4 separate regions of the Mus musculus genome follow, and all the other regions are linked to region 1. The links are chromatin loops, found by intact Hi-C in ENCODE. Cell type or tissue: left cerebral cortex. All regions are shown on one strand. Links, peaks and the distances in the headings refer to the core of each region. The heading gives the core; the rest is flanking DNA.

Region 1 (7,658 bases), core at 1,899-4,398:
ATGGGTGCATCTCTGGGGTGGATTTCAGTTGGCTCTAGGGTATTTCTGAGAGATGTGCAAATTCCTCACACTCTTCAGTTAGATTCAGCTAACATGAACTGAGCATTAACTGTTCATCAAGCAGACGTGCTGGATAGAGAGGGCAATAAAAATGGCATCTAGAAGGAGTTTAGAATTAACAAGGACCAAGAGCTACAGAGCAGTGTAAGCAATAAGGGAAACCAAAACAAGAGAGGAGAAAAAAACAGACAAAAAACTGTGTTCCAAGATAGAGCATCATGAAACCAGGCTAAGGTCCCCAGGTAAGGTGGCAGCAATGAGTGACATCAACTGCCCGAGACGTAACAGAAAGCTCAGGTCTACATCAAGGGAGGGTCAGATTTGCAGAAGGGCTTTGTGAATTTACAACATGGAGATTAACAGGAAGAATCCTTTTCTCTGAAGTAGACAACATCAAAGCTTCTCTATTGATCTGGGGCAAATAATTACAGTGGCCCTGTAAGAAGAGTTGATGGACTCCCAACTACAAGTCCAGGTCTGATTTATGAAACCTCCCTTGTCTCCAGTACATGGCCTCAGGACACAGCAGCAACTAATAACATTTAATTAAAACACATAAAACAGAGCATCAATGACAGCATGTGTCAAAATCAATAAAATGCTAATTTCTAAAGATTGTACTTATAAAGAGTCCATGGGGTCAGTGGCAAGGTATTACACAACAAAGAGCCTTTGTGAGAGGCTAGCTTCTATTTTCTGGATCTGACATCTTGACCTGGAGATGCCCTGGTTCAAATCCCTCATTATTCAGAAGATGTACAGAGCTATAGCGAACAGAATTTTATAAAATAATTTGGGCAATAATCTAGGTTTTAGATTGACATTCTTCATTCCTCCAGTGAGCCCCAGTACTTAAAAATATTAAGTTATTGTTGCTATTATGACTATTACTATTATTATTCTGTATGAGTTATACATGGTACCACAGTGCATGTGGAGGTCAGAGGACGACTTTTTGGTGTCAGTCCATCCTCTATGGGAACTGAGGATTAGACTCTGCATCCGACTTCTGCAGAGGTCATCACACTTCTGCAGTAAGCTCTTTTACTGGGTGAAGCATCTTATCAGTGTCATCAAGAGGGATGCCTCAATCCCCTAGCTTAAGTTGATGGAGGGAATCTATTCAGAAGATATACATTTTCTTGTAATATACTCTCTTCCAAGATTGACTGTCTAAAGAAGTGCTTTTTAATTGGCAAGCTGAAGTGTGGTATTTCTAAGTAGAATTGCTTCATTGTGCCTTCGGGTCTCCTCCCAAAGCAATCCCAACTTTAGACTCGGAATCTACTTTCTCTTCCCAACACAAATTCTCATGGGGCAAGAAAGACTCTTCATGGTACAGATGAATCCATGTGGAACATAATTTAGTTCTTCAAGAACTGGAATTTTCTCCCTATCCAAATGAGACCACTTGGGTTAAGTGTTGGAAACCTGATTAGATTTTGTGGAGTTAGGATTTCCTGAGGTTTCCATCAGTTTGAAACACATGGTCTAAATTTTGGTCATGCAGTTCTAGAAATTGATTTTTCTTCTTCTTCTTCAAGAAGTTGCTTGGCACTGGTACCTTTAAGTCACATGAAAATGGGAGATGTTCCAAGTCTTAGTCACATCTGTACACTTTGGTGGAGTTTTATCAAATCACAGTGGTGAGTCACGTTTGGAGTGCAGAAGTGTGGAATGGAAATGATCACGGATGTTTAGACTTGAAAATGCCCAATTTCTAATTGGACTGAGTCAAAAATTACCTGGTTTTCCCTCCGCAAGTGCTAGAAAACAGGCTCCCTTCAGAGCAGCATGGCATGGGTCCCCACTTGTTTGTTTCTTTGCTGGAATTCTGGGAAGTAACTCTTTTTTTTAGTACTTTTTTTAAAAGATTTATTTATTTATTATATGTGTGTACACTGTAGCTGTCTTCAGATACTCTAGAAGAGGGCATCAGATTTTTGTTACGGATGGTTGTGAGCCACCATGTGGTTGCTGGGATTTGAACTCAGGACCTTTGGAAGAGCAGTCGGGGGATTTGAACTCAGGACCTTTGGAAGAGCAGTCGGTGCTCTTAACCGCTGAGCCATCTCACCAGCCCCGGGAAGTAACTCTTACAATGCAAAGTGAACAGCTACTATTGTGTTTAGAGTTGGTGAACTGATGAACATGGAAAACCAGGGAGTGTTCTACAGATCAGGTATAATCAGGATCTCTTCCACTTTCTGGGTAGAAGGGCATTGGGCTGCCAATCTTGTTCAAACAGGGAGTGACTAAAGGGCTTACTCTGCAGCCGAGCTTGCGTAAAAAAACTTCTTAGAGATTTATTTTGTACTAAGCATGAGTCATTTGTTCCCCAGAAAAACCCTGTAGTTGTTAGTGATTCTGTAGACTTCACTGATCTGAGTGTCAGCTGAGACACTCTAACTTTGTTCAGGCCATGAAGAAATAGAGTTGGAGCAAGCATAGTCTGACTCATAATCTGTGTGCTTGACTACTGGACGTCTCTACCTCTCAGCTGTGAGCATACTGTCTGTGACTTATATTTTGGGCCTCTCTGGAGAAACTAGTACAGATGTGGGCGGTACAGTTACTTGTGCTGGCTCATTTTTTTTTTAAATGTCAGTTTGACACAAACTAGAATCATTTTGGAAGAGGGAACCTCAACTGAGAAAATACCTCCACCAGATTGGCTTATGGGCAAGCATATGGTACATTTTCTTGGTTGCTGATTGATGTGAGAGGGCCCAACTCTCTGTGGGCAGTGCCACAGGCTTGTGGTTCTATTTCTATAAAAAAGCAATCTGAGCAACCCCAAATGAGCCAGCTTGTAAACAACACTCCTCCATGACCTGTGCATGAGTTTATGCATCCAGGTTCCTTCTTTGTGTTCCTACCCTGACTTCCTTAGATGTTGGATTATAAGGAATAAGCTGAAACAAACGTTTTCCTCCTTAGGCTGACTTTGTTTTGGTATTTTATCATAGCAATAGGAACTATAACTAAGATGCTTGTATAAAGGTTTTAGTTTCCAGTAATTACTGCAGAGTTTCCTGTGTAGCTGGAGACAGAATGACGCTAAGCAAATCTGCCAAGGCACTGAGAATCTGCTGGAGTTACTGCTGATAAAGGCAGGAAGAAGAGCTAAATGCCTATGCTCTGGTGCCTTGTGTTCGAACAACAGAACAGACCAGGTCTATTGGAAAAGTGGAATCTAGTTGCAAGGGAGCCTGCAGTAGAGACCTATATGGCCTATAGAGTAAAACCTATATTGAACTCAGAGGACACAAGAGTTCCTTGCTTAGGAATATTAGAAAGGCCAATTAAAACTATTCTTCTTTGTGACTAACAGTTTAAGTAGCCAAAAGAGACTGTATACTGAAAATAAACAATCAGTGGCTGAAAGAAAATCAGCTAATGAGATTTCAGTGTCTGGAGAGCTGGTGGGCATATAGGGTTGCAGGTCAACTTTGAGCATGAATGCCAAGTTAGGAGTTACAGGGGTTTAATCCTACTCAAGTTCGAGGAAAGTATTTGTGTCAGATTAACCAGGCTCTGAAGAGAGTTGATTAAAGAGAAAAATGCCAAATCACTTGAAAAAAAAAAGTTCTTAACTGTTGAAATAATACATGTTAATTATTTGAAAAGAACTTTATAAATAAATTCCTTCATTATACCAGGAATCCAGTTTAAGTGCTTATTGTGCATCAGATATGGGTAAGGCAGTTGAGATTCAACAAGAACAAGGTGGATAATCAGCTGCCCTTCAGATGCTCAAGTTTTAGCAGCAAGGGAGGTGGTGATATGGTAATATAATGATTGTGTGAAGCAGACAACTAATATGGGAGAACATAAGGCCTGTGGGGGAAAAATGGCACAAAATAAAGAGAAAAGAGAGCCGAGGTAATATGGAAGGGGCTGAGGTCTAACTGGAAAGGGTGGTTAGGGTAGATCTCTTTAGAAAGATGGCATAGAGAGAGGCTTTAGATACAGTCGGGTAGGATGTTAGACAGAGTCGGACCAGCACACCAGCTCTGGGGTGAGGAAACTCTTCCAAGGATCAAGTGAGCCAGGGAGACAGCACACAATGATGAGGTCAGAGAAGCAATGACTACAAGAACATGCAGAAAACAAGGGTCTCCTGCTGGAGGGTTTCCAGCAGTGATACAAGAGAACCTAGCTTTACATTTAAAAAATCTTATTCTAGCATCTACAAGGATTAGATTGTTGAGGGGAAGGGGAAAAGTAGTGAGACCAAAGAGGAGGCTCACACAGTAAGCCAAGTGAGAGAGGATGGCGGTTTCTGACACTTGGGTCAGGTTGGAAGTAGTGGAGACAGAAAGTAAGAGAGGTATTGTCATCTTGGAATATCTTGGTCAGAGCTGGCAGGATCACTGGCAGACATGTAGGCTATAAAAAGGAGAGAAAAAAGATGAACCAAGTCTTCTAGATAGAGCAACAGGGAGAAAGACGTTACCATCAATAGTGATGGGTATGACAGCATTACGGAGGGAGATATCAGTGGCTCAGTGGTGGGCGTGTTGAGATCAAGACCTTGAATGTAGATGTTGAGTAGGTAGTTGGATGTGTGGAGCTGGAGTGTGGGAGTGAGGCTAGGTTGGGTTGTTGGATTTGGACTGGGCTTTGATGGGGTTATCCAAAGAATAACAAATATCACCAAATCCTATCACTTAGAGATAGCCAAAGTTAATATTCTAGTAATTTTAATTTCTTCTTCAGATTTCACTCACTAGTACAGATTTAAGTAACGCACACCTTAGTTTCTGACACAGTAACGCTTCATAGTAAGGCTGCTAACATTTAGTGGCATATAACACACATTTGCCTCTCCTCCTCATGGGTCTGTGTGTTGGCCGAAGTGTCTTTTCTTAGGCTGTGGTTTGATCGGCTTGGTTGAAAGTCTCACTTGGTGTCCTTCCATTCCACTTGTCTTGCATTCCTCTTGGGTCAGCAGCTTCCAAGGACATATTTTTCTTGTGGTGTTGGCAGGAATGCAAGCGTGGAAACCGACCCACATAATGCCTCTTAAGGGCTTGGTTTGGACTGACGGATTGTCACTTTTGCCTATGTTCCCTTAGTCAAACAAGTCAGATGGCCAAACCCACGATTAGTGGAGATGGAAAGGATACTCTGCCTACCCAAGTGCACGGCAAGGTCACATGGCAAGGGAAAAGTGGAAAACTACTGTAGGATCCAATGTAAGCAGTATATTATAAAACTCGAAACATAGATTCTTATTTAAAGTATAGATTTGGATAATCATATGATATCATGTACACTATTTTATACACAAATTTATTCTAAATATATTGTACATTTTTTCTGTATATATGTACATATTATTTTATTTTATTTTATTTTATTTTATTTATATGAGTACACTGTAGCTGTCTTCAGACACACCAGAAGAAGGCATCCGATGCCATTACAGATGGCTGTGAGCCACCATGTGGTTGCTGGGTATTGAACTCAGGACCTCTAGAAGAGCAGTCAGTGCTCTTAACTACTAAGCCATCTGTCTAGTCCCATATGTACATATTCTAATGCCTGCAACAGATTTTATCATATGGACATACAATAACTTATTTAATGGATCTCCTCTTTATGGACATTTTGATTATTCATGATCTTGCATTAGTACAAGTAAAACTGAAATGAAGATTTTTCTATTTACATCTTTGAAAACGTTTGTGAATTTTGGTTCAGATCAATTTCTAAAAGTAGAGCACAGGGTCAAAGTGTAAAAGGGCACAAATACTGAACCATTTTGAGTAGATGTTATTCACAGACCTTTGTGTCAACTTGACACAGCTGAAGTTATCACAGAGAAAGGAGCTTCAGTTGAGGAAATACCTCCATGAGATCCATCTACAAGGCATTTTCTCAATTAGTGATCAAGGGGGAAGGGCCCATTGTGGGTGGGACCATCTCTGGGTTGGTAGTCTTGATTCTATAAGAGAGCAGGCTGAGCAAGCCAGGTGAGGCAAGCCAGTAAAGAGCATCCCTCCATGGCCTCTGCATCAGCTCCTGCTTCCTGACCTGCTTGAGTTCCAGTCCTGACTTCTTTGGTAATGAACAGCAGCATGGAGGTGTAAGCCGAATAAACCCTTTCCTCCCCAACTTGCTTCTTGGTCATGATGTTTGTGCAGGAATAGAAACCCTGACTAAGACAGTTGGTTAGTAAAGACAGAGACGTCTTTGCATGTGTAGGGGCCAACTGATAATTCCTTTTGCAAATTGGTAGTTATGTTTTTATTTCTATGGCAGACTATGACCCTACCGGGGCTATTAACATATTTCAATTTTGTTGAAATAGCTAGGATTGCTTTAGAATTATAGGATGCATCATTTCCCCATTACTATTATAACCAATGGTCACAAACATGGTGGCTTTAAGAAGCATAGATCCATTCTGTCCCTGTCCTAGAGACCTGGAGTCCAAAAAAATGCATCTGCTGAACTAATGAGAAGGTCTGTTGAGCTGGTTGTCCTGGGAACTCGAGGTAAGAATCTTTCTCCCTCCTTTTCTGGCTTTTATGTTTTTTTTTTCTGCATTCTCTGGCTTGTAGCCCCTTACTCAGGTGGTACCAAACACCTATCTCTTACTTCTTCCTTTGACCTGCTGGCCTTCCTTCTCACCCTTGTGATTAAGGAAAACACAGAGCCCTACAAAGATCAATGAAATCCATTTTCTATAAAATTAATTTTCATAGAGTATGGTTGATTAGGTAATACTATCTTTGGCAAACAATTATTTAACTTTCTAAAAGCATTTTATTATTTTTGTTTAATGTGTGTGTGTGTGTGTCTATGTGCATGCAAGCACAAGCATGTGTCTGTTTGTCACATGCTGGTGCCTGAAGAGGCCAGAAGTGTCCCCTGGAACTGAAGATACAGGCTATTATAAGCCACCCAGTATGGGTGCTAGGAAATGAAGTTGGGTCCCCTGGAAGAAGAACATGCAGCCGTCTCTCCAGTCCTTCCTCAACAGCTCTTTGTTTTTGATAGTATAACCAACTAGCTATTATTTTTCTTTATAATCTCTTGTTTGCCACCCTCCCCCAAAGCTTTCCCACTCCCTTTCTGCATCTAAAGTTTATTCTACGATGTTTATAGTTTTGGTTCTTTATGCATTTATTTGATTATAGCTAAGTCAGTGATTCATTTAGAATTTACTTTGGCCCATTTATTTGTTTTCCAGCCTGTCTTCTTAACACATCATGAATAATCTGTATTCTCTCCAGAGATCTGAAATGCTATCTTTATTATGTCCAATTCCACTTTGGAGTTCACTTTTGCGTTTTTAATCTGAGTTTTATGTTTTACTTTTCTATCTCTTTTTTCTTATATGATTATCAAAACATTTTTACAAGTCATAGATTGTATCTAGGAAGTCAAATGAGACTGCTCATTATTCCTTTTCTGACTTCTTTGGCTCTTTTTTACATTATAAAAAGTTGTGAAATGGTGCCCACACACACACAGACAGAGTCTAGAGCTGCCTGCCCATGTTTCTCTCAGCCAACTTAAGCGATCCAGGCTCACCAGCACGTCTGAGGATCCCTCTCTCCGTTCTAACAGATCCTACCTGGGAT
Region 2 (7,658 bases), core at 3,006-5,505, 200 kb after region 1:
ACCATTGTGGTTGGTGCTACCTCTGTGGAGTATATTTTTAAAGACCACACTATGAATGCAGGGAGGAACAAGCAGTAAGTAACTGAGAAGAAGGAAGATCTCTGCTCCTGAGACCTTGCTTGTATTCCTGCCTTGGCTTCTCTCAACCAGGACTTAAAAACTGTAATAAACGTTCTTCCCCAAGTTGTTTTGCTCAGTGGTAATTTATCACAGAAATAAAAACCTAATTAAGAGAGAAGGTGGTACCAGGAGTTGGGTATTGCTTTGACAGACATGACCAGATTGTTTTGGGGAGCATTGTGAAAAGAATTTGAAACTTTATGCTGGAAGAGTCGTTGAATGCTTAAAGCTCCATGACCTTGGAGACTCGTGAGAGCAACGTGGACAACAGAAGCCTGGTTTGTGAAGATTCAGTGGGAAGTTAGGTGTTGATTTAAGACTGTCAGGGCCATTATGTGGGACACATCTATAGTCCTAGTACTGAGGAGGGTGAGGCTAGGCTACATGGCAAAACCCTGTCTCAAAAAAGTAAAATTAAAAAATAAAAATAATTAGGTGCTTTATTTTTAAGACATTTCAGTATTAGAGTATGTATATATATATATATATATATATATACATATACATATACATATACATATACATATATATACGTATTTATACACACACATATATATTTCATTCATTATTAGCAGCATATTTCCTTTACTTGTGCAAATGTTCATTTAAAGAAACCTGCTCTCTCAGCATTGCTCAGTTTAACATCTGTGCCCAGGTGGATTAAGTTTTTATTTTCTTCATTTTTTTTCCTTGAATCTTGGTTACAATTTCCTACTTGTTTGTTTGTCTAGTGATTTTGGATCGAAATCTAGACCGTATACTAATACATAGTAGCAAGTGTGTGATTTGTCTTATGAGCAATTTTTGAAGTGGTGAGACTAGCTGTTTTTATTGGCATTTGTTTTTTGTTTGTTTGTTTTGGTTTTGTTTTTTGGTCTAGACTAAATGGGAAATAATTGTCTCGAGTACAATGTGAAATTGTTTATATCTCCGCTATAATTAAATTCAAAAAACACACATGCCATGCATAGTGTGGTGTAGTAAATAACTAATAATGAGACTGTATTCTGATACATTAGCTATGTAATTCTGAATCTTTACCCACCACTGACACCTCCACCATCCTAGGGCCTGATGGACTGCTTGGTCTGAGTACGAAATACGGACTAAATGCTTGTGCTTCCCCTGCCCAAATGTTGAAATTCTAACTCCATTGCTATGACACTAGGAGGGGAAACCTGTAAGAGGTGAGTGTGCCAAAATCATTACAATAACTTATAGCTGTGCACACCACATGAATAAAATTTCGAGAGCTTGTCTAGCAACTCCAGAGTAGAGAAAACATCCCCTGGTGATAGATCCGTGCAAGCACGCTCATGCGAATCCCACAGAAGGTCATAATAGGGGAACACATTGTCTTAGCCAGGGTTTCTAGTCCTGCGCAAACATCATGACCAAGAAGCAGTTGGGGAGGAAAGAGTTTATTCAGCTTACATTTCCACATTGCTGTTCATCACTGAAAGAAGTCAGAAATGGAACTTGTCTTAGTCAGGGTTTCTATTCCTGCACAAACATCATGACCAAGAAGCAAGTTGGGGAGGAAAGGGTTTATTCGGCTTACACTTCCATACTGCTGTTCATCACCAAGGAAGTCAGGACTGGAACTCAAGTAAGTTAGAAAGCAGGAGCCGATGCAGAGGCCATGGAGGGATGTTCTTTACTGGCTTGCCTCTCATGGCTTGCTCAGCCTGCTCTCTTATAAAACCAAGACTACCAGCCCAGAGATGGTCCCACCCACAAGGGGCCTTCCCCCCTTGATCACTAATTGAGAAAATGCCTTACAGTTGGATCTCATGGAGGCATTTCCTCAACTGAAGCTCCTTTCTCTGTGGTAACTCCAGCTGTGTCAAGTTGACACAAAACTAGCCAGTACAGAACTCAAGCAGGTCAAGGAGCATGAGCTGATGCAGAGGCCATGGAGGGATGTTCTTTACTGGCTTGCTTTCCCTGGCTTGCTCAGCCTGCTCTCTTATAGAACCCAAGACTACCAACCCAGAGATGGTCCCACCCACAAGAGGCCTTTCCCCCTTGATCACTAATTGAGAAAATGCCTTACAGCTGGATCTCATGGAGGCATTTCCTCAACTGAAGCTCTTTTCTCTGTGATAACTCCAGCTGTGTCAAGTTGACACAAAACTAGCCAGTACACACATCTAGACATGTGCACAGGAGACCTCAGGGTGCCTGTGAAATGAGAAAACCCAGAGAGCTGGAGAGGTTTTTGGAAGTATGCTATGGAAAGCCTTCCTTATTAGAAGGCATCTTTTGGACCATCTGATCAAGTAGGAATCAATAGCAACAGTGAATTCTCTGAGGATTCGTAGCATTTCCCTGTGGGCTCCTGTCACCATGCCAGGCCCATAGCCAAGAATCCCACTCCTGTTGAAAGGCAACACATGCATGAGCTTGTATACAATCTGGCACAGAGTGATTTGTTTGGGAGTTTTGTTTATCTGTCATTCATTTGTCCATGGGTTTATCTAAGAACTCAATGACCCTCTGCAGCTACAAAGATCCATTATGTCCAGCTACAGAGTTGGACAGGCCCAGGTGAGGTCTAAGATGGGAATGTTGCAGCTCCATACATATGTAGAGCTAGAGGGCCCGAGTTGATTATCTCATTCTATAGGGTTGCAGCATCCATCTCTCAGCTCCTACCAGTGGCTACAATGAGGACGTTGGCTGAAGAAGCAGGAGGAAGGCTTACTTGGTGTATAGCTGGGTTTGTTCAGTATGAGGGCAAGGGAGCTACCTGGAAATGGGGCTATAGCACATAAATCTTTAGGGACAACCTTAATGCAGGAAAAAAACTGTCTTAGTAAGTGATAACTTTATTCATTTACTTTGAATGGAAGGAATAGCTTCTTACACGCATTCGCGACCGGCCAGGAAGAACGCAGCAAACCGGAATCTTCTGCGGCAAAGCTTTATTGCTTACATCTTCAGGAGCCAGAGAGCAAGAGAGCAAGAGCTCTATTGCTTACATCTTTAGGAGCCAGAGCGCAAGAGTGCAAGAGAGCAAGAGCCAGAGCAAGAGAGAGAATGGCGAAACCCCGTCCCTTTTAAGGAGAATTATCCTCCGCCTAGGACGTGTCACTCCCTGATTGGCTGCAGCCCATTGGCCAAGTTGTCGTCACTGGGAAGGCAGAGCACATGGGGTGGAGAACTACCCTTGGCACATGCGCAGATTATTTGTTTACCACTTAGAACACAGGATGTCAGCGCCATCTTGCAACGGCGAATGTGAGGGCGGCTCCCCACAATAGCTTTTGATAAGTATGCATAGATATATGTTCGTATAGCATACACATAGATATTCTTATAGTAAATGTTACATATGCTTTCTTACATCATAATATGTAAGCTATAAACGTTTTAAATACAAGGACAGAGACAAGACTGAATAGGGTAGAGACTCGTGGATGGATACACTGGATTGAGAACAATGTATGAAGTATTTGTATCATGTTTCAACACTCTCCAGGAAGCATTCAACAGAAGGACCATTGAATAACAATGTAAACAAAATGATTCAGTTAGTTGACATTATCTGTCCCTCCTCACTAGAAACGTGAGTACATAAACACAGTTGCCATGGTGGCAGAGGTGGGAGCATTTGTTCTCATAACCCATTTCACAGAAAACAATTGGTGGAAATGGGTCCTTGACCATGGCAATCACTGGCAATGTCACTTGCCACATTAGGAAGTGTTCAGCATACAGTGGCCTCATAGGACACAGGAATGGCTACTGACAGCACTGCTAAAATCACAGCATGGACACCTACTGGATGAGACCAGTCTAACTACTACTGCTGCCTCCCAATATATAAGCCAACACCAGCCAGTGATGTTTATAAGCCTTACACAGTAGCATTAATAGAAGAGACCAACTGGTCACTTGATGGAAGGTTTTTCCCTTTGAGATTCTCCCATCTTGACAGGGACAGTAACTTCCTTCATGTCTATTCTGTTATGGGCGTACATCTCCTGGCTGCCTAGCTTCAGTCAGCCCCATGATTCAGAGGAATGACTATATGGTTTTGGAAGGCTTGACAGGAGTTTGGGGACCCACATAGCACAGCTGTTAGGGAACCCACTTCCTAGTAAGAGCTGTATGGTTGCAAGCTCAGATGGTACAACACATCCAGTCACATTCCCTCAAAGCATGGGGGAGACCTAATGACATCATACCTGAATTAGCTTAGAGTCAAGGTTGCACAAGGTTGAGCCCCATGGGTACTGCTCCTTACACCGCTGTGTCTACACTAAATCAGAGACCTATATAGGACCATATGGAAGACTAGCTAATGAAAACTGAAGGGTGAAAAAATAAAGTGGCTCCATTTACCACTTGATACCATGATGGGTGGACAAATCTGGTGCTTCACATGCTACAACAGAGCACCACATCAGCACAGCGCTGTCTTATTAGACACAGCGCAGATGTCCCACTAACCCTAAGTTGTGGCTGTTGCCGTAGTGACCATAGACTTGTAGGAAAAGGAACCATTATCTTGAAGAAGCAACTAACTAATAAGAATGTGGAGCTGTTCTCTCATATTCACGCATGAGGAGAGCACTGTGGAAGCCAGCTGATTCACTTAGCACCTCCTGGAAGTCAGCCTTCGACGTGGATGGACATATGTACTGAACTTGGCTTGAAAACTCTACTCCTCAGTAATGGGTTAACCACCTCAAGAGGCAAATTACCATCTCGTGCAAAAAGGTTAGCTGAGAAAAAGAAAACTAAGATAGAGAGTGAAGAATTGTGGTAGCGTGGGTTCATTGTTGGGTCCCAGGTTCTGCCTCGCTTCACCAGCAGTGTCTGGACATCACCAATTCACTGGCACAAAGAGGAGATGATGGAGTCTGCAGCCCACTTTTCCCTTCAGGGTGTCAGACGCCAGCCACTACATGCCAGACCAGAAGGGGAAAGCAGGATCTGGGATGAATGTTGTGGTTCCCAGTCTCCTCTCTGGATACTCAGGTGACACTGATTTATGCCTGGAGAGGAATTCAGAAACAGGGGTGCATGGTCCATGTTTCTCCACGGGGCATCTGCACACCAGGCAAGAAGGGGGAAGCTGAACCCAGGAGGAGCAGGATCTGATGTGATTGGGAGCATGTGCCAAGTAGTGGAGGGGCAGGAAAAGAGAAAAGGCCTTCTTCAGGAGTCTTGGTGTCAATGTTGCCGCTCTTTTAGGTGAAGCCCTTCCCCATGGTGATCTCCAGTGAAGCAGGTCACTGAGACAATCTTTGCTTATTCATATTTCTTTATTGGGGGGTGAATGTGAACACATACACTTTATTCAGGGCAAACGAGGGTAAAGGGTATGAGAATATCCAAGAAGGGAAGGTCATTGGTTGGAAGCTAAAGCTATCTAGATACCTCGATAGCATGGAGAAGAACACTATGATACATGACTGAATGCCTGCGGCCCTCTCAATTGGTGGCTGTGGTTATGTGTTCCAGAGCAGGCATTGAAGGCTGGGTAGGGGCAGTTCCACTCCACCAATCTCAGATCTCTGAGATTTGTAGGGTGTGAGCATTCCCACTTCACCAGTTCTTATGCCTGTCTGGTAGGGCGGTTCCACGTGCCCCACAAAGGATGGATAGGATGGATATACGACATGCCGTCTGTTAGCACCTACAGCTACTGGCTGTCATTTCCCCTTAATTAAGCCCTACCTTCTGTTTTCTCTTATAGAAAGGGGCCTGTAGCTTCTTCTGGAACACACACAGAAAACTGTCTCTGTACAGCGTAGTAGGTGTGATGGCCGCCTTGGAGGTGCACTCCGTGGCTGTCCTTGTAAAAGAGGCTACTGTGGGAAGCAGTTGATGGACATCTTCTAATCACCACTCCTCTGTGTTCACCATAGCTTCCTGTCTAGTTATAGCTCCCCTGGGCTGCTGCCAGCCATCAGCTAAGCATCATGGGAAGGGCCACAAGAAGTCCATTTTGGCCCAATGCCAAACACATTCAATCTACAACCCTTGCTCAATGGCTCTTTCAGCTTAATCAAGACTGACTTAGAGCTCTGCTGCGATCCGAGAAGCTCTGGGCAAACTTTTCTTGCCTCTCTCCTGTTGCAGATGTCAAGCCTGCACTTCAGCCTGAGGGTGTCTCCTCTTCCTCATGTTCTCTCAACCTTTATCCTCCATAGATGCTCCCATAGTAAATCCTCCCCCATATCTTTTGTAAAATATTAGTTTTACATTTACATTTTAAAACTTATTCGTTTATTCATTTATTGCTTCCATGGGGGAACGTTTCTGCTGCTGCACATATATGGAGGTCAGAGGACAATAGTTGAGGGGTTGGTTCTCTTCTTCCATGGTGTGGATCTGGGGACCAAACTCAGGTTGTCAGGCTCAATGGCAAGTGCCTGTTCCTACCGAGCCACCTCATCAGCCCAGTCTATTGTAAGAAACTTCACTGCAATAAGAGGTGAAAGAACATTAATTCAAAATAAACTGAGCTGACAATGTGTTCCCTACAGTAGCCAATAACAACGTAGAACAATGTTGTAACAAGAAAAGGGGACCCGGGGGGAAAAAGGGGAGGGGAAAAGAGACCTGTGCCCCGCCAGAGTTTCCCTATTCTCTGGTCAGTCAGGCGTGGGAGGGCTGTTACCTACCCTTTCCACTCATCCCTGGGTGGGCATTCCTCTATCCTACTCTTCAGGGGGTGGCCAAGGGGCAGCCCTGCCTGGGGACCCCGGAGCTACCTTGCTAAAGCCCCAGGGTTATAGGAGAGAGGGATGAGGGAAGAGGTTCCCAACACCTGCAAGAGTGCACGCAGCCTTGATGGAACAGAGACTCTCTATGGTTTAAGAGCTTTATTATAGAAATGCAGGGAGAAAGAGAGCAGGGAGAGAGAGGGGGGTGGCTAGAGAGAAAGAGTAAGAGGGAGAGAGGGAGAGAGGAGAGGAGAGGACAAAGAGAAAGGAGAGAGAGAAGACAAAGAGAGGGGAGAGAGAGGGCGAGATGAGGGATAAGAGGTAAGAGTAAGCAATAAGAGAGTAAGAGGGTGAGGTGGGGCTGAACATCCCTTTTTATGGTCTTCACTGTTGCTAGGTAACTGGGGAGGAGTTTAGCCTGAAGGTCAGAAGCTTGGGCCATTGTCTATGTGACTACTGACCATGCTTCTCTTGTGGGGCTGTGGGGGACGGTAACTTAGGCAGGGGCCAGAGTTCCAGGAGCATGAGGGAACGCTTACCGAGTCATGTAGGTGAATTATGACCATCAGGGTTCAGACCTCAGCTCGACTGGAGACCAGCTGCAGTTCCCCACAGAACAAGAGCTTTTTAAGTTTACATTTCTCTGGCTGGTTGATTGCTCTGATTGATTGATGTATAGACATGTAGGCACACGCGTGGACAGCGTTCAGGATCTGGTTCATTTCTTCCACTGTGTGAGAGCTGGAGGTTGAATTCTGGTCCTCTGTTTGAGCAGCAAGCACCTTAACCCACTGAGCCATCCCACCAGCCTGTACATAGGGTTTGGGTTTTTTGGGTTTTCTTTTAAGCCAATTA
Region 3 (7,658 bases), core at 2,285-4,784, 67 kb after region 1:
ATGAAAAGTGATTTCATTAAGGAAAGGGTTTACCCTGTGCTAGGTGAGGCTCCTCTTTCCAGCCTCAGGAGTAAAATTTCATCAGAAGGCCCAGCCTGGAGATCAGCACGGCTGATGGCAGTGTCTCTGTGGGGCAGAAATGGGACTCAGTGGATCCTGAAAGACGAATTGAAGCTAAGGGGTATGCTTTTTGCAGATGGGACTGGACGGCAGAGCCCAGGTTAAAGTTTTCTGATTCCTTCTGTTGCTCATACCTCTGCTTCTAGCCTACTGCTGAAGACTTGGTAGTGGGTGGCTTTCTCCTCCTTTAGCTGATTGTGAGGAGGGAGGCCCTTTAACCAGGGCTATACTTTACATAGCACTCTCCAGATGATAGAGTTGGTGCCGAGATAGAGTTTAGAGAGTAAAGCAGGGTGAACAATCTACGGACACGGTACCGGTTACAAAGTGGATGGATGAAATGGACAGGGGAGCCACTAGGAAAACAAACTTCCTTTAGCTCTCAAATCCCTACTGCGTTACTGTTTCCTCTGTGAGGTCCATGGACAAGCCGCCCACCGAAGCCCAGACAGGATCTACCATTCCCAAGTCTTCCATTTTTAAAGTGAAAGTGCAGGTCCCTGCTGGGTACTTGTGTCATCTGGAGAATGAATTTATTCATTATCATGATTTTACAAGATGGGAGAAGCCATAGGCTCTTGCGAGGGTGGGGTTGGTAGTTGCCCAAGGCTCTGTTAACCACAAAAAGTGTTTCTTCATGATGGGTGGATCATCTGTGGTCGCCTCTGCTCTCCTAGTGTCTGCTGCCTTGGAGCCAGGGCTGGAAACAGGAGCTTGCTAGAAGGTGTTGGAGGCTGGGTGGGAGGGGTAGGCAAATGTCTCTGTGTACACCCAAGAGGACTTCAGAACTGGGGGACAATGACTTTTGGGTGAACCCTTAAATCCTGGCTTCATTCTTTTTTCTGTTTATACAGAATAAAAGTTAATGGTGTAATCTTATGTCACAAGGTTGAAGGGAGATAGAGAGGGAGGGGTTGCTTTCAGGATGCACTTTGGGATGTGAAAGAGAAGTGAGAAGGAAGTGGGGGGGGGTAAGAGGAGAGGGGAAGCATCTAAAGCTCGGGCCTCCTCTCCTCTGTGGAATTGAGAGAGACACTGGAGCCCCTGGAGCCTGCCCTCTCCTGCACCACCTGGGCCTCGCACAGTGCTTGGCAGCCAGCTTGGCTCATTAGCATTTCACAGCCAAGGGGCAGCTCACAGGATGTTCTCTACAGATATTTCGATTGCTGGATTAAAAATGGTCCCAGGGCATGGATTAAAATAATCCCAGGGCATTCCTGGCCCCTATTCTTCCATATGGCCAGGCAGAGGCCTGACTTCTTCATTCTGAAGAGGGTTTTGTCAAGGTCAGATGCCGATGCAACACCGGAAACGCTTTCATCATACCTGTCCCTCCCCTGCCTTTCCTGCCTATTTTCCCTTTCTTCCTCTTTCCCTACAGGCTTTGCTTTGTTCTATTTTTCAAATATACTGATTGCTGGAAGAGAAACAGAGCCCAGGGACCAGAAACAGTGCACCTCTGCAGGCCAGACTCTGCCATTCTGAGACCAGATGCAAGAGATGTCCCTGAACGATGAGCTTCTCGTGCTAATGGAATGCGGTTGTCAGGGACATCTGTGCATCCATTTTCTCTTGCTGCTCCACAAATTTAGTGATTTAAACCAGCTCCAAGTAATTTCCTCTCCGTTCTGTAAGTCAGAAGTCTGGTCACAGCATCATAGACGGATCCTCTGTGGTGTCTCTCTGATGTGGGCAGGCAGTATTTTCTTTCTGGGAGCTCTGGAGCTGCTCTGTTTCTTAGAGAATCCAGGCTCTTGGCTGAGTTTATTTCTTTGTGACTTGGGTTCCTAGTTTTGTAAGACTCTGGGGAGCCTTAGCTTACCGGGGACCCCTTGGAGTGAAACACGTGGAGCTGGAATCGATGCAAAAAGCAAGAGGAATTTATTGTTCCAGTGCACTGGGGTCATCCCAGACCTGAAGGAGAGGTGACACCCCCCAACACCCTTTCGGTGAGTTTTCATATGGTTTCCAGGGGCAGAATAGAGCATCAGCAACTAGGCACAATATGATTGGCCAAACAGTGCACCCTTTAAACTGATTGGTCTTTAGGGAATGAGGTGACAAGGACTTCCATTGTCTGAAGGTGAACAACACAGAGTCCTGGAATGTGTTCCATCCAGCTGGTTGGTTCTGCCCTGTTTTCTGAGAAATGATCATTAGCCTCAGAGGGGCAAGTGTTTCATGACCTTCCCCAAGTTCCTGAGCTGACCTTTTCAGTTTCTTGATGGCTGCAGACTCTCGGCTTGCTAAGACTTTGGTCTTAAAGTCTCCCCTTTCCAGGTCAAGCTTTCCATGTAGCCCCTCCCGCAACAACAATGAACGCCCTCTCGTGCTTCCAACCTCTGACTTTACATTCCTGCCGAATCTCTCAGGCCTCTAACTAGAGGAAGTTCTCTGCTTTGAAAAATGTTCATAATTAGAGAATCTAGGGTAATTTTCCATTTTAAGGCACGGATTGATAGCTGCATTCCACCTTAAAAGGCCCTCTTATTACTGTAGCAGATGCACATGCTGAATCTATGGATTCAGGTTAGACGTCTGGGAGGGGGAATTTATTTTGTCATTCAAGACATTATAAATAATTCACCAACTGCCTTAAAGCCCAGAGGTGGCACATTGCTGCAACCTTTTCTGAGGAAGCCTTACATTTCCACTCATTGATGGACAGGGCCAGCTAGAGAAGAAAGGATTCTGAAGCCATAGGCAAGGGTGGGCCAGGGAGAGCTTTGACCCTCAGAGAATCAATGTCTTCTTCTGAAGCCCAGAACTTCTAGATCTACCTTTTCACTCAAGATGGCCACAGGGACATGGAGAAGTGACGTGAGTTGGCCAATGTTGATGGGCCCCAGAGATAAATGTGAAGTCTGAAGGGGGCTTTTCAGAATGTGAAAACGGTTGGCCTGTTTGCACTGAAGAAATAAATAACTGTTTTTCTTGGCATTGTGTGTTGACAATGATGATGGTCTTTCTATAGAAATTTATAAGTGGTGGCCAGCAAGAAACACTCCACCTTATTCTTTTTTTTTTTTTTTAAATATTTATTTATTATTATATGTAAGTACATTGTAGCTGTCTTCAGACACACCAGAAGAGGGAGTCAGATCTCGTTACGGATGGTTGTGAGCCACCATGTGGTTGCTGGGATTTGAACTCTGGACCTTCGGAAGAGCAGTCGGGTGCTCTTACCCACTGAGCCATCTCACCAGCCCCACCTTATTCTTTCAGTGCTTGGGTGTCATCATAATCAGATTTCATTATCATTCCTTGACTTGACCACAATCCTTGCTTCAGGGTCAGAAGAAAATGTGGAGCTCACAAACCAACTGTTCTGGAGCTCCAAGGTAAGAAATCTGGCTAGGAATTCCACATCCCTGCGCCTCCTCCACTCCGAGTGGAGGCAGACATTCTCCGTGGCTCTATTCAGATGTTCAGGCAGTGAGCCTGGTCCACAGGGAGACTGGCTCACTATTCAGGGGCCCCCTTCGCTTGCCAACTCTTCTCACCCTGGTCTCCTCTTTTTCACAGTCTAGAGACACCTACCTCCGTGGGATTTACATAAGCCTGAGCAAAGAGCGCTCCAGCTAAGAATATATCCACCCCTCTCCCTGGGCAACGTGCCTGAGAGGTGTGAAAACTGACTCACTGCACCTCTGACTCAATGAACAGACAAATGTATGAAGAAACTCCTGGATTGATGCTGCGGGGAGAGCCCAGTCTTTTTAGCACAGGAAGAAAGAGATGGCTGTTACGAAGTCAAGTCCTAGAGGGTAGAAGCTTTTATTTAAGCACTCTCTCTCTTGCTCTCTCTCTCTCTTTCTTGAATGCTTCAGACAGCTTTAGCAAGTGAAGGTTTTCAAGTATCGAGTGAGGCACAGAGAGGATGGGAGACTGAAATAGGAAATGCTCAGCATAATCTTATCAGCAGCAGTGCACGCTGGCTGTGGGATTTGTCTGGGCAGTTCAGGCTTGGATGGTTTTCCCACACACCAGAGACTCCCTGATTGCCAGAGCGTGAAATGCTAAGACCTGTAACTCTAGGACCAGTTCTTCTGGGCAGAAAGCCATAGCCTACAGGAGAACCATGGTATGTGGCAGCCCCGTGAGCAGCCTGAGGTCTTCAAGATCTCTAGATGCCTGTTGTAGTGTTGTCCATGGAAGGAACCATGTCCATTTCTTGGCCCTCATGACAATGTCCCTGATAGGTATGGTCATTACCAGTTTAGTTTTCTCTAGGTTGAGTTTCTCCTGCCTTTGCCTGCAGAAAGGTCTCAGGTATTGATCAGTTTTTTTCTTATACTTGACAACTGAGACACAGGTCTAGCAAGGACATGGAGAAGTGTGTACAAACAGCCAGTGTCCATCAGTGATAGCTTGCTCTTTGCTAGTTGATAGCTGCAGCTTGGACCATTTAGTTCTAAGGGAGGCACTTCTGGTTACACATCCAATAGCCAATCTTACTGATCTTAGCTTTCCTGTTTCCATGGTGAACAATGCCACCTAAAGCAACTTGGGGGGATGGGTGGGGGGACATTATTTGGCTTACATTCCAGGTCATAGTTCATCACCAAACTCTAGCAGGAAATGAAGAATCGTTGCTTAGTGGCCCACTCCCTCTGACTCTTGTCAGTCAGTTTTATTATACAACCCAGGGCCACCTGGGACTCTGGCACTGCTCAGAGTATTGAGTAGCATACCATTTCTCTACCAATCAACAGTTACAACAGTACCCCACAGGTGTGGTCACGGGCCATTCTGATCTGGGCAATCCTTCAACTGACACTATCCATCCAGGTGATTTCTGGTTGTGCCAAATTGGGCATAAAAACAACCAGGACACCTCCTTCTTCCTTGCTGAAGGACTCAACCTCCTGCCAACATTGAAGTTGGATTGTAAAACCCTAGGCGCTTCCTGGGATCGCTGACTTTGTGAACCTCAGCTTCAGGTCTTACTAACTGTGACCTCTGGCAAGTCATTGAACTTCTCTGTATCCCACTTCCTCATCTGTGATTGGATGTAACACTTCCTGACGACTGCACTCTGCTCCATATTACTCCTTAGGTAGAGTTTCTGACCTACTGCAATCACAAGCCAGTCCCTACTGCGGCTCAGGTACAGACACGTCAGGTGCTACTGACCCCGTGGATGGAGGAGAATGTCTGTTGAGGAGCTTCTGTCCATCTCCAGTGCTTTGTCTGCCTCTTTGTGATGTCTGAAACTGCAGAGGCTATTCCAATCCAGAACAATTTGATTTGGGGATGCTTTGTTTATGGGATAATAAGCTGTAACTCTTTTAGCAGCTATGTTCAAAACCATTCTAAGTGGTAGACCTAGTAATGACATAGAAAAGCAGTGCATTTAAGCCACACAAGGATTCATATGATATTTTGCTTTAAATTTTTCTAAAACTCAAATTGTTTTACATTCACAAATATATATGTATATATGAAAAGCTTATAGTGAAAAAAGGGGGCATTCATGTTCCCAGTTCTCAGGTTAGCTAGCTAACTACCACTTTCAGTCTTTTATTTGCCTTCCCAGAGATTTCTGAAAATAAACACAAAGTAAATGTAAGCAAGATACAAAATTGCTTACCCTCGTGGTAATATAAACATTACAAAGCTATACATCATCTTGTTCCTGACTTTATTCACTTATGATATTTTGGTAATAATCAGATATTCCTGAGTAACATAGAAAGAATCACTGTCTTCGGGTGATGAGGAAATGGCTCTGCAGTCAAGAGCATCGGTGGCTGTTGCAGGGAACAGAGGTTTGTTGCCACATCCCATGTAAGGCAGCTCACAACTGGCTGTAAACACCACACACACACACACACACACACACACACACACACACACACACAAATACATCTTTAGTAACTTAAAAAAAAGGTGTTATTACAAAATGCTGCACTGAGTTAAACTAGCTCCTTTCAGCGAGTATCCAGGTTCCCTCCCATCTTGATTGCACTGTTGCAATTAATAAATGGTATGCTCACTGTTCTGTGGATATGCAAATATGTCTGTAGAGAGAATTCCCCAAAGTGGAATTACTGCATCCCAGAGCACATCCATCTGCAGCTTTGGTAGCTATTGCTAAATTACTGTCCATATGGGCCATGCACATTTATACTCCCGCCAGCAAGGTACGAGAGCGTCCGTCTCCCACAGCCCTGGCAACAGGATATCAGATTTGGGAAGGTTGCCAATTTTATGGTGAAAAAAATGGCTTTTAGAGTAGTTTAATTTGCATGCATCTCATTCTGCGTGCAAAAGAGCACTTTAAACATATTAAGAGCGATTTATTTATTCTTTGCATTGTCTTTATAACATTTCTCTGCTTTGCGAGTGAGTTATGGGTCTTTTTCTTACCTTCTCCGGGGCTTTTTACATACTAACAAGGTTATCATTACTGTCTGCAATGAGTTATATCTTCTAGTTTGTCCTTTGTGGTTTATTTTAATTATATGAGGACTTAATTTTTTTAAGTGGAGGCTTTAAAATTTCCTTTCGTTATAGAGGTGGATTTATCAGTTTTATTTTCGAACTTCATGTTCTGTGAAATTATGAAATATTTCAGCCTATTCATCTATTACCTTTGATTGATTGGTTTTTATTAAAGATTTCATCCATTTGGAAATTACCAAGAGGTGTGGGATGATATTAGAGTTTAAGATGAACATTTCTGAGATAGCTACCAGTTGGCCACCATTACTCAAGTCTGTTGTCTTCACTAGGACACTGCTGCTTTCTTTCTCTCGCTCCCTTGTTACTCCTGCATTATTCCTGAGCCAGCGTGGTGTGACTTGATTTACCTTTGAAGAATCTTGTTTGCTTAGTCGTCAGTGTGACCTTTGGAATTCCTTTAACTTCATGTGTCTTCTTTGGTTGCTTCCCACTTTATTTTTTGAGACAAGGTCTCTCATTGAGCCTAGAGCTCCGTGACTGGCTCCACATGTTGGCCAGTGAGCTCCAGACACCTTCTGGTCTGGCCCTGCAGTGCTGATTGTAGGTACACAGTACCATGCCATGCTTTTTCATGGGTACTGGGGAACCCAGACTCACATTTTCAAACTTGCAGGTCACTTCACCAACCAACTAAGCCATTTCCTCAGCTCCAAGATGAACACAGCTTGACACAAGAGAGGAAAAGGACATTGACAAGTCTTGTCAAAAGGTCTGGCGTCCTTTTCCATGTTTGTTTGTTTTAACATCCGTATGCTACTATTTATTTAATGTGTGTATTTTTTCATAAATTTATTTACTCACTTTACATTTTAGTCACAGTCCCCTCTCCCTCCTCTCCTCTCACTCTCCCACAAATCTCTCCCCCCTCATTGCTCCCTCCCATTCTCCTCAGAGAAAGGAAAGCTGAGAAGCCTCCCCCTTGGGTACCACCTGGCCCTGGGACATCAAGTCACAGAAGGACTAAGTGCATCCTCTCCGACTGAGGCCCAACCAGACAGTCCAGTTAGGGTCAGGGGATCCAGTGGCAGGCAACACTGTCAGAGAAAGCCCCCATTCCAATTGTTAGGGGT
Region 4 (7,658 bases), core at 2,890-5,389, 90 kb after region 1:
GGTGTGCTGCTCACGCACAGGGTCTGGTTCTGACTCTTAGGCAACGATGTCCAAAGGGCTGGACCTATTAGTTTGCTTTCTTGGTCTCGCACGTCACTTAAGAGAGAAGAGCCATTCCTATAGTGTAGAAAACAAAGACATGGCCCTGTTACTGCTTTGGACTTCAGTTTAGTCTTTCAGGAGGAGCTGTGTCAAACCTATTTGCTCATGGATTATACAACACGCTACAGCTGAGATCTCCCACCCTAGCGTTCTCCCAGCTTTGAGTGCAAGGACAGAGAGGCAGAGGCAAATAGGACCTGTCCATTGGTGCAAAATAACTGTTCTTACTGGGGAGGAATAGCAGAGAGCAAGTGCTAGAACTTGCTTGCAGTTTTGGAACTGACAGTTTATACACATTTGTGGGGGGTGCAGGTATTTCTGTAGGATACACACACACACACACACACACACACACACACACACACAGAGAGAGAGAGAGAGAGAGAGAGAGAGAGAGAGACTTAACACATTTTCTCTTGTATTAGTTCTGTAATGTCTCCAAACACTGTGATATTGGTGTAATCAGCCCCATTCAGTAGTGGAGGAAACCAAAGGTCAGACTCTCATGGAGACTGGTGCCAGCCTTGAGCACTGTATTGAACTGGTCCATGAGTAGACAGTGGTGAGCTCTACCTTTTCCTCTAGACTTATACTCTCCAGTATGATACCTACCAGCCGCGTAATGAACTTCAGCATACTTGGTATTTGAACTTACATGTGTCTAGCAGACATTTAGAACTTACTCCTGGTCCGTAAGTACTGGAAACATGGTTGCTCTGAGTTGTTAAGTACAAAATATTTAGAATGGAAAACAGATGCAAGGAGATCATTTTTGTTATTTTCAAGGCGATTGAATGAAATTCCCAAACAGAAAATAATATTATTACAATTGGTTTCAAAGATTTCATTCTGATTTTGTAAAAAAGCTTGAAGTTTTTAATTGAGATACAATAATTATACATAACCATGGAGTACAGTGCAGTAAACTGACACACACATAGCACGGTCAAATAGGGATAATTAGCATTTCTAGCTTCATTTACCATTTCTTTGCATTTGGAGCCTGTGCAATGCTTTCTTTTAGTCCTGTGTAAAATGCATACGCTGTTGTAACCATGGTTACCTCTGGTGCTGTTGTCTGGGTCTAACTGTAGCTAGTTATCCTGTAGTCTTCCTCTGCCCCTCCCCCACCCCTTTCCTGCCTTCTGTGGCCACCATTTGACTTTCTTCTTCCAAAAGGTCAGGATTTTTTTTTTTTCTAGTATCCACATATGAATAAGGAAGTGCAATGTTTATCTTTTCCATGGTTGGCTTATTTCATTTAACATAAAATCTTCTAGTTCTGTTTATTTGCTTTTTAAATGTGATGTGGCAGCCATAAAATTTAAGATTATAACAGCGCTCCAGTATATATTTCTATCAGATGGCAACAACTCTAAACCAAGGTAGATTTTTTTTTTTTAAACTCAGGGTCATACATCACCCCAAGTCAGCCCTCAGAGTGCCTTTCTGGGCAGATTGCATAGTTGATAATCTGGGTTTTCATGTTTGGATATTTCGCCATGAAAGGGGAGAAACAGAGCACCATGGTGATGACCTAAAGAAGGACCAGATGCCATGTGACATCCCAGAAGACTCTCAATTCTGGCGTTGGTTCAAAGGCATTCTCAAACTTAGCTCAGTGTTCAAAGCACTGAGAAAAAGCCAGGAAAACTTTACTTTAAGATCAAGGCAGTGAGTTCTTAGAGATCTATTGATGGGGTCCTACTACCTGGGAGCAATGGCTGGGAGCAAGCACAGCCTGGGCAGGAGCTCAGTCAATGAAAACACACAATTCACTTCTGCTTTTGTATCTCCAGTCACACAGCAGCGAATCTGAATGGTCTGATTCATTCTTATTGCTTGCTGTATCTGTGTTGTATACCAAGGTCCCTGCCCTTTTAGAACTTGCATTCTGGGGGCAATAGAAAACAATATACAATAAACAAATAAATATGGTAATTTCAGATTCTATTAGGTTACAGGTTGGCTGCTATTACAGGGAATCAGATGATCATGGCTTAAGCAAGAGAGAATCTAATTTCTTTCTCATATAACAATCTGGAGGTGAATAGTCTAGGGTTGGACTGGCAGCTGTCTGGTGTTAGGAATCCGGGGTCCTTCTACCTTGCTGCTCTATTGTAGGTCTGGGGGGGTGGTCAGCAAGGTCGAAGGTGGATTACCACATCTTCGGCTTTACATTAAGATAAGAGAGGAAAGGATGGGGATGTGGATACGTCCCCTGCTCCCTTTCTTCTCAGGATACAATTTGGGGGTTCATTACTCCATTCATATTCCATTGACTGGTACATAGTCACATGACTATTCTAGAAGTAAAGGGGTTGAAAAAGGTAGCCTTTTCATAAGAAACCAGAAACAAACAAACAACAAAATAAAAAACCCCATAGAAAAACTCGAACCCAGCTATTGTTTAAATAACACTTATTGTGTTTGTTCTCTGATAGTTTCAAAGAGGATATCCTGATTACCGTAACCCTCACTCTTTCTTCCACGCCGTCATCCATCCTCCTCCCCACACCCTCACTCTCTCTTCCACCCCATCATCCATGCTCCTCCCCACAAGTCCCTTTACTACATTTGCTCCTTGCTTTGTTGTTTGTTCGGGGACCCATTGAGTTATGTGAGCATAGCTTTGGAAACATTCACTGTAGGTTCATGGACTCCTTCAGAACTGAAGACAGTGATTACCCTCAAAATCCAGCTGTTTCTAATAGCTCAGCAGAGAAGAGTAGGGCCCTATGAGCCCCTTTCTGATCCATGATTCTCTGATGATAGGGCCTAGACTTATTGAGACCCGTTGCAAGTCCCCACCGATGCTGTGAGGTCGTTCCCAGGAGAGCACCGTTTCACAGCCCCGTTTGTTATCCTCCTGCACTTACATTTTCTTTCTGCTTCATCTCCCATGAGAGCCTCAAACTTTAGAGGCGTCTTAGTTTGGGTTTTATTGCTGTGAGGAGATACCATGACCAAGGCAACTCTTATAAAGGAAAACGTTTGATTGGTTCTGGCTTATAGTCTCAGAGATTTAGTCCATTAACTCATGGCATGAGATTTAATCATGGCAAGAAGCAAGGCAGCATGAAGGCAGACATGGTATTGGAAGAGCCAAGAGTTCTATATCTTGATCTGAAGGTAGCCAGGAGAAGACTGGCTTCCACAGGCAGCTAGGAGGAGGCTCACTTCCTCACTGGGCAGAGATTGAATATAGAGACCTCAAACTCCACCCCCACAGTGACACACCTCCTCTAACAAGGCCACAGCTCCTCCAATAATGCCTTACCTCCTAATAGTGCCAATTTCTATAGGCCAAGCATATGCAAACCGCTACAGGACATCTTGGTTAGGGTTTGGGATGCAATTATTTTTAGCATCTTGACCAGCCCTATGTCTCTGAGTTCACCACCTATGTTTATTACAGAGTTTCTAATTATCTGGAAGGGTAGCTTGTTTGTTTATTTGTTTGTTTGTTTGTTTGTTTGTTTTGAAATAAAGCAAGAAGAAAACAGCTTCTGAGAGGGCAACCAATGCTCCTAGCACAACTACAGCTGCTGTCCTCACAGTGTCAACAGGAGCACCGTACAACCATAGAGATTGGAAAAGGGTTTCCTTGTGATACAGAGGCACACCACTGCTGTCAGGCAAGACTCTCTCGGCAGAGAGATCAGTGTCAGTTTCTTTAAACATAAAATCCTAAGAAAATATCCAGTTGCAGATGATAGAATGTGAGAGCTGTGTGGTGACTTAGCTTTCTGTGGCTGGAGAAAACAAACAGCTCAGAAAGAGGAAACAGGTTTGCTCTGGCCCACAGTCTGGGAAGACTCACTCATGGTTGTTTGGCCTCTTTCCTTCGGGACCTGCCATGGGTGAAGCAGCAGATGGTGAGGGCAGCATGTGGCAAAGTTCTTTACTTTATGGCACAAAAAAGAAGAAACTGAGGTCCTGCAGTCCCCTTTAAGCACATGCCCCAGTGATGGAGCACCCTCTTGCCAGGCCCCACTACCTTCCAATGGTGCCATGGGCTGGGGACTGCCATGGGCTTTTGAGGAACATTGAACACTATAGCAAGTGAGATTTTCAGAAGCCCAACGTATTCCCTTTCTGACTCATCCTTCAGACACAAAATGAGGAGGTGGTGTGCAAAGAGTGTGGGTGGTAAGTGTTGGGCAACTTATCACAAGTGTGCCAGAGGGTGTTGTGAGCTAGTGTTGGAACAGAAGCCAGAAGTTAGACACAACTCCTCATGGAAAGTCTTCCAGACCCAGGTAACAGCAGATGGAAAGACCTAATACTAAGACTGGTCCTCATGGCTCTAGAAATGAAGTTTCCCAGGGCAGATGACTGGTCATGAGCAGAAGAGGAAAAGAGGAGGGAGAGCTTTCACACTCAGCCCTGTAGGGAGCTGCAGAGTCTGTCTTCTTCCTCTAGCCTCCAGTGGTTGCCTCTGGCAGCTTTTCTGAGTTGCTCCAAGCTAGAGCAGTGAACAGGGACCTGGCGTCAGCTTCTCAGTTCATGATCTCCTCCTTTGTATCCACTCATTTTCTTTATCTGCTTATGGGATAAAACTCTTGGGCTCCCTCGCACACCTTCCTCCAAGGGCTGTCATCAGGATGAGATGAAAGAGGAAGCATGGGGATGTGTGTCACAGTCAAGGTTAAGTTCTGGAAGAGGAGGCACAATGCCTGAGCCAGTAGGATCTGGACTGTCATTCCCATGGTTGTGTTTGCAGCTTGTGAGTTTCCTTAGCATCCAGGTCTCAGCAGAGATCTTGACTTTTAATTTTGAACACCTTTTTGTTTCTCAAAATATTGACTAATCATGGCTTTGTTTGTTCTTGTCAAAATAGGTTGCTTAAAGCTGGGCATGGCACCGTACCCCTGATCAGCACTTGGGAGACAGCAGGAAAATCAGGTCAAGTTCATCCATCCTTGGTAACACAGCCAGTTGTAGACCAGTTTGGGTTACATGAGAGTCTAGTTCAAAAAACCTAAGCCACCAAACAACCAAACAACTAAACCACCACCAACAAAGCAAGTTCTTAGGTATTTTTAGACGACTCTTGTTAGAGATTCTGCTCCTTGGTCTGGAGTATGAGTTGGTTAAAAACTTAGGCCTTCTGCTTCTTTTTTGAATATGAATACAGAAACAGCTTCACCCAGAAGCCACCATTTGCTGAATTTTTCACACCAACCTGAACATACCTACTGTTCGTGCAGTATGCTCTCTCCTGGTCGCATGCAGAATTTTGTTTAGCTGAGGTTCTCTGGGACCATTTTGCATGAATATTATTTCCATTCCAGGAGTAATTGGGAGTGGTCAGACAACTTCCTTAATGACTCCAATTGCAACCCAGTTTTCAATTATTTGCATATTCACTTGCATCGTCCTATCCACTCACTCCTCTCCACCCATTCTTTCATTGAGTGTGACCTCCCTGCCCATGGGGGGCATTGTTGGCCAATATTGGCCCATGCGGGCAAATGGAACAGAGATCGTGGATGGGAGGAGGGGGTGCCAGAAGTCCTGTGAGCATGTATAGTAATGAAGACACCCCGGGACTAGCTGTGGGGAGGCAGATCAACTTTACTTGAAGTGATTCAAGGTTATATAGTTTTGGGTTAAGGGGGTAGGAATATCCAAGGTGGGCAAATGTCATTGGCTGAAAGCTTAAGGTATCGAGATGCCTCGTTAGCATAGTGAGGCATTTCAGGAAATCTCAGGTGTTACCTGAACAGGTTCTTACTGGGAGAAAGGAAGCTTAACCTGCAATCTAAACTAAGGTTATAGGACACTCTGCAGGTAGAGGTGTTATGGGTGAAGGTCAGAGAAGAGGCCCCTGATAGTAAAGGGAGACCTCCATTTTATATTGAGCCCTGAAGGCTATACAGACACTGGGAAACTTCAACCTTAATTAGCAGGGCTTTTTCCACTGTTGAATTTTTGTCCTTTGAGATAGAATCTTCTGTAGCTCATGCTGATGTCAAGAATGACGTCACCATACTTACGCTTGCACTTTCCATTGTGCTGGAGTTAGAGGAGGGCCCTGTCAGCATGAGATCCATTGAGCATCTTCTATAGCCAAGTTTCATGGAAGTATGAGGCACACTACAACTACAAAGATGATGAAAAGCTTGTCTTTGGTCCCCTGAGGTCTGGTCCATGTGATATCATAGAGCAGGGCTCTGGTGGCCATGAGAATGAAAGGGAAGGATGGCTGCCCAGAGGACACTCTGTACTCAGGACTGGGGCAGAGGGAATTCTTCTTATAAGCTAATTTATCAGAATTGAAGCCTGAAGCATAAAGGGGTGAGAGGGAAAGCTTTCTGAGTCGAGGGAACATCGAGTACAAAGCTGTTTCAGGGTAGAGAATTTGGCAGGCTATGGGAACTGCAATCTGTTTTAATAGATTTAGAGCACAGAACACAAAAGGGGGCAGAGAGTGAAAGAAATGATGCCCGTAGGAGGGAATGTGGATAGAGAATCCTATCAGTCATGGCCATGAGTTTGGGTTCAGAGAGTTTAAAGCAGAAGAGGGGCAATCAGAGACTCAGAGTTTGGAAGCTTCTTCCAGCCTTGGGGGAGAAGCCAGGCTGAGGGAGGCAAGACTCCCTGAAGTAAGAGAGCAACTGGGGATCACAATGAAGCCCTGCAATTAAGTGGAGGTCATGACAAGGAAGCAGGCAAGTCAACACTGAGGAAGAGACACAATGGCAGCCTGTGCTAGGTCAAACGTGATGAAGCTGAGGTTGAAGGAGGTTTCCATGTCCTGGGTGTTTGTTACCCAGGAAGGGTGACGGATTTGTAGGAGGAACCACTGACTTCTCACTAAGTCTCACCAAGTGACAAGTCTAGGTAGAAGTAGAACTTTGGGAAAACTGGGGGAGTGAGCTACTTGGGAGAATGAAAAGAGAAAGGCAAGAAGAGAGAGGACCACAGAACCCTGGGCAATCTACATTCACTGAGGATCAATGGCAGAGTGACTGAAAAGGAACCGTGTTGTCAGGCATGGTGTCACATGCCTATAATCCCAGAACTCAGGAGGCAGAGACAGGAAGCCTGGGTGTTCAAGACCAGCCTGGGCTACCAGGGAGAGAGCCTCTTTAAAAAATGACCTAACAGAGGAAACCAAAGGAAACAGCCAGAAAAAAACAAAAGAAAACCTCGAGTCCTGTTGCCACACCGACAGGATTCAAGGCTTTACACACTTCTAGAAGGAGGGGTGCCCACTAGACCATGATGGAGAAGCTCCTGTCTTACAGGGGACTTTCCTGGTGGAATAAGGAGTAGAAGGTGTGTCAGGAAGCTGATGGAAGAGTCTGTAGTTGATGCTTTAAAAATCTGGTTCAGAGAGAGAGGGAGAGGGGGGGGGAACTGGAGAGGAAGCCAAGAAAGGTTAATTGTTCAATGGCTCTCAGTAGATTAATGTTAAATCATCCACAGATGGTGTTCTAAGCACTAGACATGAAGAAATTTAAGACAATCCTTTTGAGTGCTACAATTTAGCCAATAAAACTTCAGAAATACATGGTCCACAGACCTTGTGTTTGCTAATAAATGAT

The links. Hi-C counts contacts between places; a loop is a spot of excess contacts. Peaks named below come from ENCODE experiments on the same cell type or tissue, not always from the same donor. Only the 100,000 strongest peaks of a DNase experiment are listed, where the experiment ranks them.
Region 2: a loop joins it to region 1, with 3 times the contacts of the local background. A loop is called at or near these places in 2 of 42 quality-filtered maps.
Region 3: it touches region 1 in a loop (12-fold over the local background); 5 of 42 quality-filtered maps call a loop at or near these places.
Region 4: a loop joins it to region 1, with 12 times the contacts of the local background. A loop is called at or near these places in 3 of 42 quality-filtered maps.

Annotation. Positions count from the first base shown.
Region 1 is chr13:99,825,158-99,832,815 of GRCm38, reverse strand. No RefSeq gene overlaps it. Among named protein-coding and RNA genes, the nearest start is that of Cartpt, 72 kb to the left of the region's middle. In left cerebral cortex, for the core only: no CTCF peak of the experiment used is centred there; DNase peaks (open chromatin) are centred at 2,573 and 3,106; H3K27ac peaks cover 559 bases.
Region 2 is chr13:99,631,253-99,638,910 of GRCm38, reverse strand. No RefSeq gene overlaps it. Among named protein-coding and RNA genes, the nearest start is that of Gm24471, 57 kb to the left of the region's middle. In left cerebral cortex, for the core only: no CTCF peak of the experiment used is centred there; a DNase peak (open chromatin) is centred at 4,176.
Region 3 is chr13:99,758,062-99,765,719 of GRCm38, reverse strand. No RefSeq gene overlaps it. Among named protein-coding and RNA genes, the nearest start is that of Gm24471, 69 kb to the right of the region's middle. In left cerebral cortex, for the core only: no CTCF peak of the experiment used is centred there; a DNase peak (open chromatin) is centred at 3,685; H3K27ac peaks cover 496 bases.
Region 4 is chr13:99,736,190-99,743,847 of GRCm38, reverse strand. No RefSeq gene overlaps it. Among named protein-coding and RNA genes, the nearest start is that of Gm24471, 47 kb to the right of the region's middle. In left cerebral cortex, for the core only: no CTCF peak of the experiment used is centred there; a DNase peak (open chromatin) is centred at 4,265; H3K27ac peaks cover 696 bases.